Linked DNA regions of Mus musculus: region 2 is linked to region 1. A link is a loop called in an ENCODE intact Hi-C map of the cell type or tissue named here. Cell type or tissue: gastrocnemius. All regions are shown on one strand. Links, peaks and the distances in the headings refer to the core of each region. The heading gives the core; the rest is flanking DNA.

Region 1 (8,084 bases), core at 1,904-6,903:
AGACATAAAGCATTCCTGGTTAAAGGCTGGTTTTGTTTGTCATTGGCAGTAACATTTCTGGGACCTGGAAATGGCTGCTTGAGGAAGGACCAGTGAAGAAAGGGTAGCATAAATTCTGGGTACAAAGGCTTATAGAGTTATGGTGTGAAAGAAAAATCCTCATAGGCTCGGGTATTTGAATACTTGGCCTCCAGTTGATGGCACTGTTTGGGGGAGATTATGGAGCCTTTAGGAAGTGAAGGCTGGCTGTCTTTAGGTCAGGCTTTGATGTTGCATAGCCTGGTCCCACTTCCTGTTATTCCCCTCTGCTACCTATGTATGGATGAAGTCTGATCTTTCTGTCTCCTATGTGCCAGGCCACCTTTATATTCCTGCCATGCCTTGTCTGCTGCGATGGACTATATCCCTTCTGGAACTATAAGCCAAAGCAAACATGTATTCCCTAGCATGCTTCCCCCCACCCCCGTTAAGGTGCATTTTACGAGTGTTTTGCCTGAATGTATGTGTGTGTACTATCTGCATATTTGGTACACGAAAAGATCAGAAGATCTCATCTGATTATCTAGATCCCCCAGAGCTAGAGCAATGGAAGCTATTTATGAACCACCAAGTGGGTGCTGGGAACTAAATCTGGATCATCTGCAAGTAGATTTAACCTCAGGGCAGTCTCTCCAGCCTCCAACTTGCTTTTTCTCAAGACATTTTAAACATAACTAATTCATAGAGCTCAAAAGACATACTTTCAGAGGCCTGACCAGACATGACACATAGCTTACTATCTATGTGTATATTTGATTTTATGATCATACTGAATTCTTTATTCCTTTCTCTTCCTTCCTTTCCTCCTTCCTTTTCTTTCTTTCTTTCTTTCTTTCTTTCTTTCTTTCTTTCTTTCTTTCTTTTCTTTCTCTCTTTCTTTCTCTTTTTCTTTCTTTCTTTCTTTCTTTCTTTCTCTCTCTCTCTCTCTCTCTCTCTCTCTCTCTCTCTCTCTCTCTCTCTCTCTCTCCCTCTCTCTCTTTCTTCCTTTCTCTTTCTCTCTTTTGAGACAGGATCTTCTTCTACATAGCCCTGACTGGCCAGGAACTCACTTTGTATGCCAGGCTGGCTTTGAACTCAGAGATCCACCTACCCCTGCCTCCCAAGTGCTGGGATTGAAAGAGCATGTGTTACTACCCCTAGGTGAGTATTTTTGTTTGTTTTAAATTTATTACTGTGTGTGCTCATGTTATGGGATGAGTATGGAGGTCTGAAGACAATGTTGTGGAGTCAGCTCTCTCCTTCTACCTTTATACAGGTTTCAGGGGTTGAACTTAAGTTGCCAGCTTTACACGGCAAGCATCTTTACCCACTGAGCCAACCCTTTCTGGTTTTTGTTTTTTTTTTTTTTATTAAAAATCTTTTAAATAGGATCTGTCTATTATGTATCTCTGATTTGTCCTGGAACTTACTCTGTAGACCAGGCTGGCCTCACAAAGATCCACCTGCCTCTGCCTCCCCAGTGCTGGGACTGGAGTCATGTACCACCATGAGTAGTCTCACCAGCCCTTTCTTGATGAATTCTTAATTGGGTCTACATCACTAGACCTCTTGTCCTTGTTGAAAGTGAGTTACAGGATATGTTAGTTTTTTGTTGTGTAACCAGTCATTCCCATTACTGGCTTAAACAAGTACTCTTACTTATTTTGCTCATATACTAGTAACTTGTGTTTGGCAGGGAGTCCTTGTCTTGGCTACTTGATTATCTGGTACTCAAGTGAGACGTCTTGAGTGGCTGTAGATTAGAAAGGTTGGAGCATAGCTACCTTCTAGTATGGCAATTTCAGAAAAGTGGAATTCTTTGATGGCCCCTGGCTTTCCCCAGAGCAAGTGTTCCGAGACAGCTGGAAAGAATCGTCAAGATTTTGTGTGACCCAGGAATCTCAGACTGGAAAATCCCAGAAAGGCTTCCTCTCTTCATGGCAGGAGACAGTGTTAGCCTCTTTTGTGCTTCTGTGAGCAAAATGCCCTGGCAAAAGCAACTTAAGGGAAGAAGTATCTATTTTGGCTCTTGTTAACAGAAGGATTTCAGTCTCTCACACAGGGAAGGCGTGGCAGAGTTCCCAGCTGTCTGTGGCAGAGAGACGCATGGAGTGGAGGATGGCTTACATGGTAGCAATACAGAATAAGGGAAAGCAAGGAGAACCAGAGGCAGGAGCACGCTCCAAGGCAGCGCAGCCCACAGGCTTCCAAACAGTGCCAGAAGCAGGGAGCTAAGGGTAAAACAGGAGCGGGGGCCGTGGGGAGAGGGGGAGAGGCGGGCACGGGGATAGGTGAGATTCAATAGGAGACGTTGTAACTGTGTAGTCTACCACATGACCATGGTAGGTCCATGTCTCCTGCTTCCTTCTTTCATCATATACAGCCGTATGTAGAACACAGTAGAGGAGAAAGAGAAAAGACAAAGAAATGAACAAATGTGAAGACTGGAATCTGGTTTGGAGCCCTGGGATAGCTGGGGTGAGGCTGCTGTGTATGCAGTTCAGCTCTACCAGGCCTTCAGGGGATGCAGAGTGAGCAAGGTCAGGGCCTGCGCTGGACACTGGTGTCTGACTATGGGTGCACTCCAATTCTCTACTCCCAGGTTAATCAGAGAGGTTTCATACATGTATGTGAGGTTTTCTTTGTTTTCCAGGACCAGGTGCCCAAACTCTCAAGTACCTGCATAAGTATACTCTGCACAGCCCAAGATTATGAGGCAAAGTTCTGATTAGCCTCTCTAAAGCAGGCTGAAACATTGCTTGAAAGAGCAATGGGCCTCTCACTGGATGAGACACAGGAAAGATTTGTTCCTATTTAGATAATGTAGACTTGATGAGAAATCTTGCTTGTCAACTTGACTGTATCTGGGATCAACAACAACACAAGCACATAGGCATTCTTGGGAAGAACTGGTTTTTCTTTTTAAGACTAGGATTCTCTATGTAGCCCTGGCTGTTCTGGAATTCACTCTGTAGACCAGGCTGGCCTCACAGAGATCCACCTGCCTCTGCCTCTCAAGTGCTGGGATTAAAGGTGTGGGCCACCATTTCTTGGGCATGAAGAATTGTCTTAATCAGATTACCTGAAGCAGGAAGACTCATTCTAAATCTGTGTAGCACTTTCTCATGGCAGATAAGAGGACAGAGAAGAAGAAACTTTGCTTTCTGTCTGCTTGTTCTTATTCTTGGAGGGAAGGTCATCTATCAAGTTTCTGCAGCGTTACCTCACTGATATTAGAACTGACTTCTTTGGATCAGCAGTGAGATCTCCAGGAATCTTTTAGGACTCCAGCACCGAATTGGGACTGTGGAGTCCAGTCTTGTGGATCAAGCACCTTTCTAGGGTGGGACAGCCATTGTTGAACTACTTGGACTGCATCCTGTAAGCCAACTAAATAGATCTCTATCTATCTATCTATCTATCTATCTATTCTTTTAGTGGAACAACTCAGATGGCTAAAACAACCCATATGGCTTCTTCACTCAGTGACTGTTCTTCCAGCTATAAGCTTACCAGATTCATTTGCCTGGGACCTTTTCTCTCCATATGACCTCTGTATGAATCTTTCCAAGGTGGAAGAGCAGGAGAATCCCAGGACAACAAATAAACAAATACCTCCCAAACCAGACCAAGCAACAAAAGAAACAAAAAATAAGATCAGAGCTGGAACTGACACGTTATCTCTTTACCATATCCTTCTATCGGTTTAATATAGTCAAGGTCCAGCGTACATTCCAGGGTAGTGGCCCATACAAGGTTATGCTATTGGGAAGTATGTATCATTGGGAGTAGGAGAGGCACTGGCGTTAGCAAGAAGGGTGTGCAAGCTGAGAGCGCTCCCGGTAATTCTGGGCTGTTCTTTCTTCAGAGAATATGGATAGGTCGTGGGGTACAAGATAATGCTAAACTTCTCCTGCAGAATTTAAGGTACACATAGACATGGTCTGCCACTGGTTCAATCCGCTCGCTATCAAGGAAAGCCTGGCTGTGTGTGCATTCAGTCAGTTACACATCTATTCATATGCAGGTGCTTAATTAACACACGTGCCATTTTGTTATCCCTAGTTTAGAAACGCGAATGCAGTAAGTACTACTTCTTCAGGTCTCAGCTAGCAACACACGACATCATTAGCCTTTTGGGTCCGGTTTCTCACCAAAATGGAGTTGGGGTTATAAGCTGAGCTTTGGAGGCGTCCAAAGGGTAACACTTACCACAGTCAGCTTGTCTAGCAGAGCCAGGCAGCCACTGTAAGGAGGTACTGGCTAACTCGTCGTAGCGCGGTGCGGAAAGCAAAGAGCCTCCGTAGACTAGGCGATGTTCATCCGCGCTAAGACCCTGGCATTGAGCAGGTCTACATGCTGGGCACGCCGGAAGACCACGGCCCTGGTCCCGCCCCCGCGCATGCCAGCCCCGCCCCTGCCCGACGCACAGCGGGAGCCCCGCCTTGGATATGGACCCGCCGGGCCACCGTCGCCCGGCCCCGCCTAGCACGGCCAGGCGAAGGGGAGCCGGCGTGCGGGGTGTGTATGTGTTCGCTGGGCGCCGGCTCAGCCCCAGGAAGATGGTGGCGGTGGCGGCGGCGGCGGCGACTGAGGCGCGGCTGAGGGGGAGCACGACGGCGACAGCAGCGCCTGCGGGCAGGAAGGGCAGGCAGCACCGACCCTGCACCGCGACAGGGGCCTGGAGGCCGGGACCGCGCGCCCGGCTGTGTCTACCGCGGGTGCTGTCGCGGGCGCTGCCCCCGCCGCCGCTGCTGCCGCTGCTCTTTTCGCTGCTGCTGCTGCCGCTGCCCCGGGAGGCCGAGGCCGCTGCGGTGGCGGCGGCGGTGTCGGGCTCGGCCGCAGCCGAGGCCAAGGAATGTGACCGGCCGTGTGTCAACGGCGGCCGCTGCAACCCTGGCACCGGCCAGTGCGTCTGCCCCACGGGCTGGGTGGGCGAGCAATGCCAGCACTGCGGGGGCCGCTTCAGGTGAGTGCGGGTGGGGAGTGCAGGCCCAGCCTGATGTTCCAGGCCCAAGGCAGGTGCAGGGCTTGAAATCGCGAGGGTAGAATTTGCCCCACTGTGTTTGATGATGGCTTGCCTCCTGGAGGGATGTTCATTTGGTGGCCTTCGGGTCTGCCTGTGGTGGAAGATTGAGAAGGAACGGGAACACTCGGGAGGCATTTGTTGCTGTGGGTTAGATGTGGGTCCTGAAGAGTATAAAAGCCCACCTCGAAAACGGGCTTATTTAGGATAAATGAGGTATCAAGGAAACGGTGAGTGAGTGAGTTCTTCAGCACTTGCCTTTGACCAGCCCAAGAGATTGGAGATATGTGTGTCTGGAAGAAGTACAGCCGAGGAAGTGACATGTTGGGTGAAAATAGAAGGTAAGGCTGGGTTGTAAGATTTCAGGGATAAAAGTACCATTGGTTGTTGTTCCAAGGAAAGTGAAGAAACTAGTTTTTGGATCCTCACTGTTGGCCTATTGGAACGGGGTTGTCTAGAGAGGAGAATCCTATTAGCCCTAGATTCTCCACAACATGCAGTTGGCTTGGTTTGGGGCAGAACCTCTTGGAGAGATCACTTTTTAATTAGCTTTTATCTATTATTTGCTTCTGTTGTGAGAGAATTTTTGGATAATGCACACAGGTAGATCCATCATCCAGAGTTTGATGTGGTCCACAAGAAGTTAGGAACACAGCAAGGGGAAGTTATAAGACCTACAGTGTCATCCATATCTCAGGCAGATATTTGTTGACTGGGTTCCCCATTTGACGTGGGAAAGTGAGGGAATGTGAACGTGGCGTAGGATTGATTCTTGCTCCAATTGATCTTATGTTCTAGTGAGGGCTGACAGGCAGTCAACACGTAACTAGGCAAAAGGAATGAGCAGGATAATTTCAGATAGTGGTAAATGCTAAAAGCAAAATACAAACAGGTGGTCGGTCTTCCAGGATTCCGATAAGTGGTGACATTAGAAGCCACCCATTTGAGTGTCATTTGATCTGAGTGAGGCCTGAACCTGGCATAAGAGAACCTGTGGAAATGAAGGGGCAGAGAGTGTGTGACTGGCTAGCAGTAAGCAGAGAAGTCTCGGAGGAGGAGGAGGAGGAGGTGACATTGAATTTGAGCATGTGAGGTTAAGTAGGATTTGCAAGCGTGAAGTTGGGGAGAAGAATTCCAAATGGAAAAAAAAAGCTGCAGACATAGTGGTAGAGTCCAGAAGGTGGAGTTTTGCCAGTGCCCCTGTAGTAGAAGAGAGTTGTAAGGGAGAAGCTTGGAATGTTAAAGTAATAGATCTCTGTTAGATCTTCTAGGGGACTCAGAGATCAGTGGCAAGATGAACTCTTAAGTTTTACAATGGAGAAACCAAGGAACCTCAGCACCAGTGTTTCGGGGGTTGGTCTAATAGTTTAGCGTGTTGTGATTTTAGGCTTCGAGATACAGTGGTAAACAAGTTGTATGTAATTTTATTCTTGTAGAACTTAACTTTTCGTTTGGGAGTAAAAAATACCATAATGGAGCTGGAGAGCTGGCTCAGTGGTTAAGAGTACTTGTTGCTCTTGCAGAGGACTGGGGTTAGGTTCCCAGCACCTACATGGTGGCTCATGATCATTTATGACTCTAGTTCCAGGGGATGTCATGCCTTCTTCTGACTTCAGGCACCAGGCACACATGCAGGCAAAACACTTACACAGGAAATAAAAATAAATATTTTTAATTTGGAACTTACTGTGTAGGCCAGGCTGGCCTCAAACTCACAGAGATCAGCCTGCCTCTGCCTCCCAAGACCTGGGATTAAAGGCATGTGACATCCTGCCCCCTTAGTCCCCCCAATAAATAATTCTTTAAAATTATTTAATTTTAAATCCAGTAATCAATATATTGTAATTTTGCATGATTGTGGAGGTGAGGGCAGCGGTAGAAGCCAGCTCCTTTCAGAGTGAGACTAAGATTCATCTTTCTGTTGAGATACTCCTGAGGGGCAGGATGGGGGATGAGTGACATCAAGACAGGTTAGAGGGGAGATCCAGTGTCCATAGCAGAGAGAGCAAAAGGGACCAAGACTGCAGAGAGAGGTCGGTGCAGTGCTATGCCACATAGAGGTAGGAAGTGGATTTAGGATTTGACCTTTCACCAAAGAGCAATGGGATGCAACAGGTCACTCTGTTTTCATGAAATTGTAGACTTAGAGACGGGAACCAGAAAGGGAATAGCCTTAAAGGTCAGTTGACTTTAGATGCTTCCAAGATCAGGGGGATTGATGGAGGGACCTTCAAATTCTGAAAACCTGGGCTACAGGCATGAGATGTTATGGGCAGTTGATAGAGACTGTTGGTGTAGGTCAGAGCCAGACACCACTGCTGCTAGTAGAGACGAGGTAGATATTGTGTGGGAGTATAGAGATAAAATGGTTAGGTCTCTCTTTCAGATCGGTTTGTTCTTGGACATGTGAACACGATAGTGAGGAGAAAAGGCTAGCTCTTACTTTGGGTGATTGAGAGGCAATATTTACAAGGCACAGGGACATAGGTAGGACTAGGCTGAGATAAGCTTAGATTTATACACAGAGTTTGGGGAGTTTTCAAGGTATGTGCCTGGCACATGTTCCTTGTTGGTTGAGGTTATTTACCTGTAAGAGGGCTTGCCAGGGAGAGAAAGAGATCTGAGTGTCCACATGAATAGTTCAGAGAAGAGCCTTTTAAAACAGGACAGGCACTCCTGATAGTGCCTCAGCTACTCTCATATGTAAGTGACTGTCACAGACATTCCCTTTGAGCTTGTGCTCATTAAGGCTCAATTAAGACTGCCTCTGACAATACTATTATAGTAAGTGGCTTCTAGAATTGTTAAAATAATAAAAGGCCAGGAGTTGTAGCACACACCTATAATCTCAGAACTTTGGAGGTCAGGAATTCAAAGTCAACCTTGGGTGACATAGCAAGTTTGTGACCATTCTGATCTTTATGAGTCTATCTTAAAAAATAAAAAAATTAAAAATGAATAAAAAAATAAAAATAAAAAATAGGGCTTGAGAGTTGGTTCAATGGTTCTGAGTCCTGGTTGGTGGCCTCTTCTGCTCCAT
Region 2 (8,084 bases), core at 1,269-6,268, 52 kb before region 1:
GGATTCCTAAAAATAATCTTTTTATAGAGGCATAATTTCCTCATCACAGAATGAGTTATAAAAATGTATAGCTCATTTTTATTGATAGATTTCAACTATTGTTCTCTTCCCCCAAATCAGAACTATGCAGTCAAACCCATGACCACCTTCCAGTGCAGGCAAGTGATTTTAATGTCTATAGATTAGTCTGTTCTTGAATTCTGTAAAATTGGAATCACCATAATGATTTTAAGGGTTATTTGTTTCCTTATATGTACATCAATAGTTTGTTTACTTTTATGGATATGAACAACTAGTTTTCTATAAGTTAGATATAGCATATTCCTATGTTAGCTGACAGATAAATTGTTTTCAGTTTGATGCTATCAAATATGTATAATTCTTTTTAAGATTTTTATTAGATTTATTCATTTTATTTTATGTGTATTTTGTCTGCATGTATGCCTGAGCACCATGTGTGTGTGTGATGCCCATGGAGGTCAGAATTGGGCATCAGCTACCCTTGGAACTGAGGTTAGGGATGGTTGTGTCCTACTATGTGGGTACTAGGAATCGGACCCAAGTCCTCTACAAGGGTAAGCAGTGCTCTTAACCACTGAGCCATCTCTCTAGCCCTGTATGGATAACTCTTACAAACAGTCACTGTAACCCTTTGTATGTTTTCACTTTTCTTCGGTTACATGTTCTGTCTGTTCCTTCCTACCCCAGGCTTATTCATGTTTGCTTTTGCTTTTGTTTTATTTTGTGGCAGTGGAATCCATGGCATTGCACATGTTAGGTAAGCACTCTACCACTGAGCTGTATCTTCAGCCTGTGGTTTTGCATTCTGTCGTTCAGCTGCCTATAGTCAACTATAGTACAGAAACATTAAATGGAAAATTACAGAACTAGAACTAAGGATGTAAATCAGTTGCCTGGCATGTATGAGGCACTGAGCTTGACTGCTAGCCTTACGAACCGTGTGTTGTAATATACATTCATAATTCCAGTGTTCAGGAAGTAGAGGCAGGAAGATCAGACGTTCAAGGTCATCTTCAGCTATATATAGCAAGTTTGTGGTCAGTCTCATGTGATATGAGACCCAGTCTCAGTTCAACAAAAACAAGAAATACAACAAATTAAAAAGAAAAGTAAAGGAGGAAAGGAGAGAGTGAGAAGGAAAGAGAAGGGGAAAAAAAAGCCCAGAAATCGATAATTCATGCAGTTTAAATTGCAAGGCATTCTGGGTAGCGTGATAAAATGTTACTTTATCTCTCTGGAACTGTAATTCAAGTAAACTCTTTCATAAATCACTTCTAGTCATGGTGCTTAGTCACAGCCAAACACACACACAATTAGTAGTTCAGGAGGCCGACCTTGGTTTTCAGCTTGACACACCTGGAAATAAGAAACTTCATTTGAAGAACAGCCTCCATCAGTTTGGCCTCTGGACATGTCTTTAGGGGCATTTTCTTGGTTGCCACTTGATGTAGGAGGGCCTAGCTACTCTGCGTGGTACTTTCTCTGGGCACGCAGACCTGAGTTGTATACGAAGGGCAGCTGAATGTCATCTGGGAAACAAAGCAGGCACAGTTCCTCCATGGTTTATACTTTAAGATCCTGCCTTGAGTGCCTGCCTTCATGAGTCCCTTGATGGTAGTCTATAAAGTGTAAAATGAAATGGGAAACTTAACCCAAGAACAGACCCAAGTAACAAGAAAAGTAAATTAAGTTGTATCCCCAGGATGCTTTAGGTCATGGTATTTTAACATAGTAACAGAATATTAAGCTAGGATACAACTATAAATATGAATCATTGCACACATGCTTGCCCACACACAGACACACACCCAGGCAGGGGGTTATCTCAAGATGGACAGCTCTGTAATAGCGTGCTCACTTAAGTCACCCATGGAATCTGGGATCTTTTCCACCTGCCCTCTCTTCCCAGCTGAGGTCACACCTGCCCTTTCTTCCCAGATGAAGTCATACTTGATCTCTCTTCCCAGCTGAGGTCATACCTTCTCTCTCTTCCCAAATGTGGTCATACTTGCCTCTGTTCCAAACATACACTGAGGTGTCCTTTCCTGCTTCTTTTCTTTCGTTGGTCCTGTCTTTGTCTCTCTTCCCAGCATGTGATCTTGAAATCACACACTCAGAAGATGACATGCTGAGGATTCTCCATTCCGGGCTCTGCTAGTAGGGAACTTAACCCAAGAATAGGCCCAAGTAACAGGAAAAATAGTTTCTTTCTGATAATCTGGTAATTAGGTAATGCTTAGTCTTCCTCCGCAATGGATTAGATTACTCTCATTTCTTCACATTTCTTGGGTATACATCAGTCATTTCTACTCCATTGATAGAGCTTGGCTACAAGAACTAGTTTGGCAATGAACTGTTAGTGGATATGTTGTAAGAAGTTTGAAAAGTGTCTGTGTGTGGCCAGTGAGATAGCTCAGTGGGTGAAAACACTTGCAGAACTAGCCTGGCAACCTGAGTTTGATTCCCAGATAAAGGTGAAGGAGGGAGCCAACTCAACTAAGTTGTTTGACCTCCACATGCAACCCCCCAGTACATCATGCATGCACATACATTACTACTACTACTACTACTAATAATAGTAATTTAAGAATTAAGATAAAAATAGAATCTAAGTGTGCGGCTTGCCTTGGCTTTTACTGTTCTCTGTCACAGTAAGAGAATATCACAGTAGCTGCTGGTCCTAGAATGAGGGGACTTGTGAAATGGAGTTGAATACCTCCTGTGGCCTAGAATTAAGATCAGGAGATTCCAGTTAAAACCAGAATAATTACAAATGTAAGAATTTGACCAGATATGGTGGCACATGCCTTTAATCCCAGTATACAGAAAGCAGAGGCAGGAATCTCTGTGAGTTGAGGCCAGTCTGGTCTACATAGTGAAACCACCCTCCCACCACCACCAAACAAAACTAAGAAACAAAGCTATGGGTAAAATATTGAAACTTGTGATAAGATAGAATTTTGAGAAAGGAGGGAGGCAAAAATGAGAAGATCATTTTAAACTTACAGCTCAAGTTAAATCATTAGAAATGGGAAAAGAAAGACAGACAGAAGGAAAGGAAATTGTTCCTTTTTTTTTTTTTTTTTTTTTTTTTTTTTTTTTTTTTTTGGTTTTTGGTTTTTGGTTTTTCGAGACAGGGTTTTTCTATGTAGCCCTGGCTGTCCTGGAACTCACTCTGTAGACCAGGCTGGCCTCAAACTCAGAAATCCGCCTGCCTCTGCCTCTCAAGTGCTAGGATCAAAGGTGTGTGCCACCACATCGGGCTGCGTTCCATATCTTTTTTTTTACACTAAAGATTACCCTCAAATATGATGTAGCCCCCTGCCTCTGCTCCTCAGGAGTACAGACACATAGCACCACATCTTGATACAGGTGGATACTAGAACTTAGGTGCCTGGCAACAGATAGATTCATAATCTGCACACTAAGGGGAGTGGAGGAAACTGGTCTGGTTACAGTATGTGGGTTGTTTGGGGACATGCTTTTTAATGAAACATTTTACTATGGCCCCTTTTCTCCTACTCTTTCTGCTTCTCCACCATCTTGAGATGGGCAGCTTTGCTCCACTGCATGATCCCCATGATGCTTTGCTCCATTGCATGTTCCCATGATGCTTTGCTCCATCGCATGCTCCCCATGATGATGATCGCCAGAGATCTACAAGCAATGGAGCCAAAGGAAGATCTTTTTGTTTTGTTTTTACTTGATTCCCTCAGGTATTTTGTCACAGGCATTGACACAGAAGCCTCATGGTAATACTGCCACAAAAGGAACAAAAACTATTTTTTTAAAAACTATTTGTGTGTGAGAGACCCAGAGAAGTTAAACAAGAAGGAATGCTGTACTGGCTAGTTTTGTGTCAACTTGACACAAGCTGGAGTCATCACAGAGAAAGGAGCCTCCCTTGAGGAAATGACTCCATGAGATCCAGCTGTAAGGCATTTTCTCAATTAGTGATCAATGGGGGAGGGCCCATTTTGGGTGGTGCCATCCCTGGGCTAATCTTGGGTTCTATAAGAAAGCAAGCTGAAGCCATGCGTGGTGGGACACACCTTTAATCCCAGCATTTGGGAGGCAGAGGCAGGCGAATTTCTGAGTTCGAGGCCAGCCTGGTCTACAGAGTGAGTTCCAAGACAGCCAGGGTTACACAGAGAAACCCTGCCTCGAAAAACAAAACAAAATAAACAAACAAACAAACAAACAAAACAGAAAAGAAAGCAAGCTGAGCAAGCCAGTAAGCAGCATCCCTCCATGGCTTCTGCATCTACTCCTGCTTCCAAGTTCCAATGCTTTGTGAGTTCCTGTCCTGATTTCCTTTGGTGATGAACAGCAATGTGGAAGTGCAAGCTGAATAAACCCTGTCCTCCCCAACTTGCTACTTGGTCATCATGTTTTGTCCAGGAATGGAAACCCTAAGACAAATGCCAAAGTAAGGAGGTTGAATCCCACTTAGAAGGGGGAACAAAATAGTCATGGGAGGCAGAGGGAGGGAGGGATCTGTGTAGGAGAAGGGAGAGTGAGGGGAATAGGGAGGCCGAATCAGTGACCAGCCAGTTTAGAGACCCATCCCATGGGCAGGCACTAATCCCTCACACTATTAATGATGCTATATTGTGCTTGCAGACAGGAGCCTAGCATAGCTGCTCTCTGAGAGGTTCTACCTAGGAGCTGACTGAGACAGGTGCAGATATCCACAGACAAACATTGGATGGAGGTCGAGGACCCCTATGAAAGAGGGAAAGGATTGCAGGCCCTCAAGGAGATGGCAACCCCCACAGGAAGACCAATAGTGTCAACTAACTTGGACTCCTGGGAACTCCCAGAGACCGAGCCACCAATGGAAGAGCATACATGGGCTGGATCAAGGCCCTTGGCACATAAGTAGCAGAGGGCTACCTTGTCTGGTCTCAGTAGGAGAGGATGCATCTAATCCTGCAGATACTTTATGCACCAGAGTGGGAGATACTGTGTGTGTGTGGGGGGGGGGGAGCTGCCCTCTCAAAGGCAAAGGGGAGGGCAGATGGGGGAGGAACTCTGAGAAGGGTTTGAGGGGCAGCATTTGGTATGGAGAGAGAGAGAGAAAGAGAGAGAGAAATGTGTATGTGTGTGTGCGTGCATGTGTCTGTATGTGCACAATCTGTATGTACGTGCCTATAAGGCTGTAAGTCAGGGGTTCAGATCCTCTAGAGCTGGAGTTATAGACAGTTGTGAATCATCTAATGTAGGTCTTGGGAACCAAATTTTGGTCCTCTGCAAGAACAGCAAGTTAGACTCAAACATTTGGTTTAGGGATATTGAGATGGTTCAGTGGGTAAAGGTGATTACTACCAAGCCTGACAGAGTGAGTCCCTGGGGCCCACATGATAGAAGGAGGGAATGGTCAGGTTGTTCTCTGACTTCCCCATGTGCTCACATATATACACATATAATAAATAAATGTAATAAAAGAAAATAACTTCAGAGTGCTTTGACCCGGACTTGCACCAGTAGAAAAGCACTGGCCTAGCACACATGATGCCCTGGGTTCTACTTGGCGTTCTGCACAAGACACAAAAACAGTAAGTGACCATGTTTTGCAGTTATCCATGATTTAGGAGATGCATGATTAGCAGTCTTTAAAGAACAAATATTCAGATGCTTGGGTTTTTATACCGTTTCATTCTCTTATCCAGATGACTGAAAACAGGTAAGTTAATTGACTGATTGATGGATGGATGGATGGATGGATTGATTGATTGATTGATTGATTGATAGTTGCCTTCCTGCTAACACTGATAGTTCATGAGACCCATTGTTTCTTGACTGAGCTGGATCTGACGACTGAGCTTCTCAGTGGCTTCTGTTTGCCCTGTGGTCTTGAGTCCTTGTATTACCTCTCCTATCCTGTCTATGTTGGTCAGTCCACTCAGTAACTCCGCCACTCCATTGCAGATGGACTTGATCCACACCAGGGCTCTAAGAACGATGGCAGGAATGCATTGAGGGTGGATCATTGCTTGGCCAATCAGGGTATTGATTTTCCTGAGTTTACTTGGGGCTGACTTACACAGTGTCCTCCTTCCAGAACCTCAAATCTGGAGTGGAGCAGAGGCATCCTGCCCTTGAAAGGCTTGTCAAATTCTCAGCCTGCCTCTCTTCCAGGACTGAGTCTAGAGAGAAACTTGGGCCATATGTTCCATGTTCTTTCTCCACTACCTCTAACCACTTTTTTCCTCCATAATACTTTTGGATAAAGGCTTAAACATTTTAAAACATGCTGTGGAAGAAATAATGCAAACTGAGCTGGATGTAGCAGTGTGGAGACCTCACCTATCATATCCCAGGCCTTGAGTTTGGCCACGGTGTTTCAAAACAAACTATAAATATATGTGTTCATATAAAAAGAGAGAGAGGCTGGAGAGATGACTCATTAATCAAGAGCATTTACTGCTCTTGGCAGAGGACCTGGGTTGGGTTCTCAGCACCCACAGGGCAGCTCACAATCATCTGTAATTTCAGTCCAGAGGATCTGATAGATGGCCTCTGCAGGCACCAGCATGCACATGGTATATATACATACACACAAACAAAATGTATATAAATAAAAATAAATGCATCTTAAAGTAATAATAATAGAAAAGAAATGTTCCAGTTTGACAGCTCCTCATGTGTTATAGATTAAAGGATTCAGAAGAATACTTCTCTATATAATTAGAACTGTTGCTTTACAATCTATTGACTTTTCAGCAAAAGTTAATTTTGGGCTTGGGCATATGGCTTGGTAGTTGAGCATTTGTCTGGCATATCTATAGTCCTAGCTTCAATTCTAATAGCTACAAAAATAAGTAAGCAAACAAACCCCTCAAATTTGAATGTCCACGATGAAGAAAATTTCTCTTTGTATATCTTATTTGATGCACCATTTGATGGTACCATCCTAACAGGAGAGATGAATTGCTATAGACATGGAGGTGTGCTGGTCAGATCTCTTTTCCAGGAAGGATGAATGTGATGAGCAAGGAAGGTCTAGCTGACAGTTTTCAGGGTCTGCCTCCACTACATAGGGAAAAGGTCCTACCGAGAGGTCCAAACCAGGTGGAGAGAGCTAATTGCTTGGAGTCAATGTAGAATACACTTATTACTCATGGGCACTTGTTATTCAAAAGCTGCTTTCTGAGCTGGAAAAGGAACCATACTATGAACCCCCAAATCCCTCTCCACAGTTTGCCTTTTTCTCCCTTTTCTACAAAATGTGCTGTACCCCTCAAATGTCTCAGGACTTGATTCAGGGGACTCATTATGTGGCATCCATACTTTGAGATGAACACAAAGGTCCTTATCTGGACAATGAACAGTTTGTTATTCAGCCTCAAAGAGGAAGAAAATTCTGTCTGTTACTCTGAGTTGCTGTGAAGAAAAAAAGCCTGCTTAAAGCAGGAAAAATTTGTGTATTGAGTTTAGAGGTGTGACAGATTGGCTTACAAGGTGTGCAGCAAAGTGGCAAAAGGAAGGGGTGGGGCAAGTTGGAGCTCCCCAGGATACCCCCCCAGTCACCTACTTCCTTTAACCAGCCCCAGCATCCACAGTTCCATAGCCTTTAACAGTCCATTTGAACCTTGAGTCACTCTCACAGTTGTTTCTCGTTCCAACCATGTTGATAAGATCAATCACTCCATTATGGCAACTCGGATAAGCCTGTTGGACGTTATGCTAAATGAAATAAGCCTGTTAAAAAGTATGAATACAATATGTCTGTACAAATATAAATGCTGTAGTTCAGGTTGGTTGTGTGTGTGTGACATGACCTTGTTAGGGTGGGTCTATGCACATGTGCCTTCAGATGCATTTGGGTGCAAGAGCAATTGCTCTAGATTTATGTCGTTTATTTTTTTAAATGAGCTAGTGATGTCTTATTTATTTATTTATTTATTTATTTATTTATTTATTTATTTATCTGTGTGTCTGTCACATAGTACAGGTTTCCAAGAAGGCAGAAGAGGGGTGGTGGGAACTGAACTCCCATCCTCTGGAAGACTAATACATGTTCTTTTTTATTATTTTTTTTATTAAACACCCCCCCATGC

Evidence for each region. Hi-C counts contacts between places; a loop is a spot of excess contacts. Peaks named below come from ENCODE experiments on the same cell type or tissue, not always from the same donor. Only the 100,000 strongest peaks of a DNase experiment are listed, where the experiment ranks them.
Region 2: it touches region 1 in a loop (1.9-fold over the local background); 11 of 42 quality-filtered maps call a loop at or near these places.

Annotation. Positions count from the first base shown.
Region 1 is chr2:130,901,981-130,910,064 of GRCm38, forward strand. It overlaps Atrn (attractin), which reads left to right and starts at 4,515. Exons shown (of 29, transcript NM_009730.3): 1 at 4,515-4,987. The coding sequence starts at 4,581. It overlaps A730017L22Rik (RIKEN cDNA A730017L22 gene), which reads right to left and starts at 4,416. Exons shown (of 3, transcript NR_015523.2): 1 at 4,231-4,416. In gastrocnemius, for the core only: no CTCF peak of the experiment used is centred there; DNase peaks (open chromatin) are centred at 4,453 and 4,922; H3K4me3 peaks cover 3,059 bases; H3K27ac peaks cover 2,340 bases.
Region 2 is chr2:130,850,739-130,858,822 of GRCm38, forward strand. No RefSeq gene overlaps it. Among named protein-coding and RNA genes, the nearest start is that of 4930402H24Rik, 15 kb to the left of the region's middle. In gastrocnemius, for the core only: no CTCF peak of the experiment used is centred there; no DNase peak of the experiment used is centred there.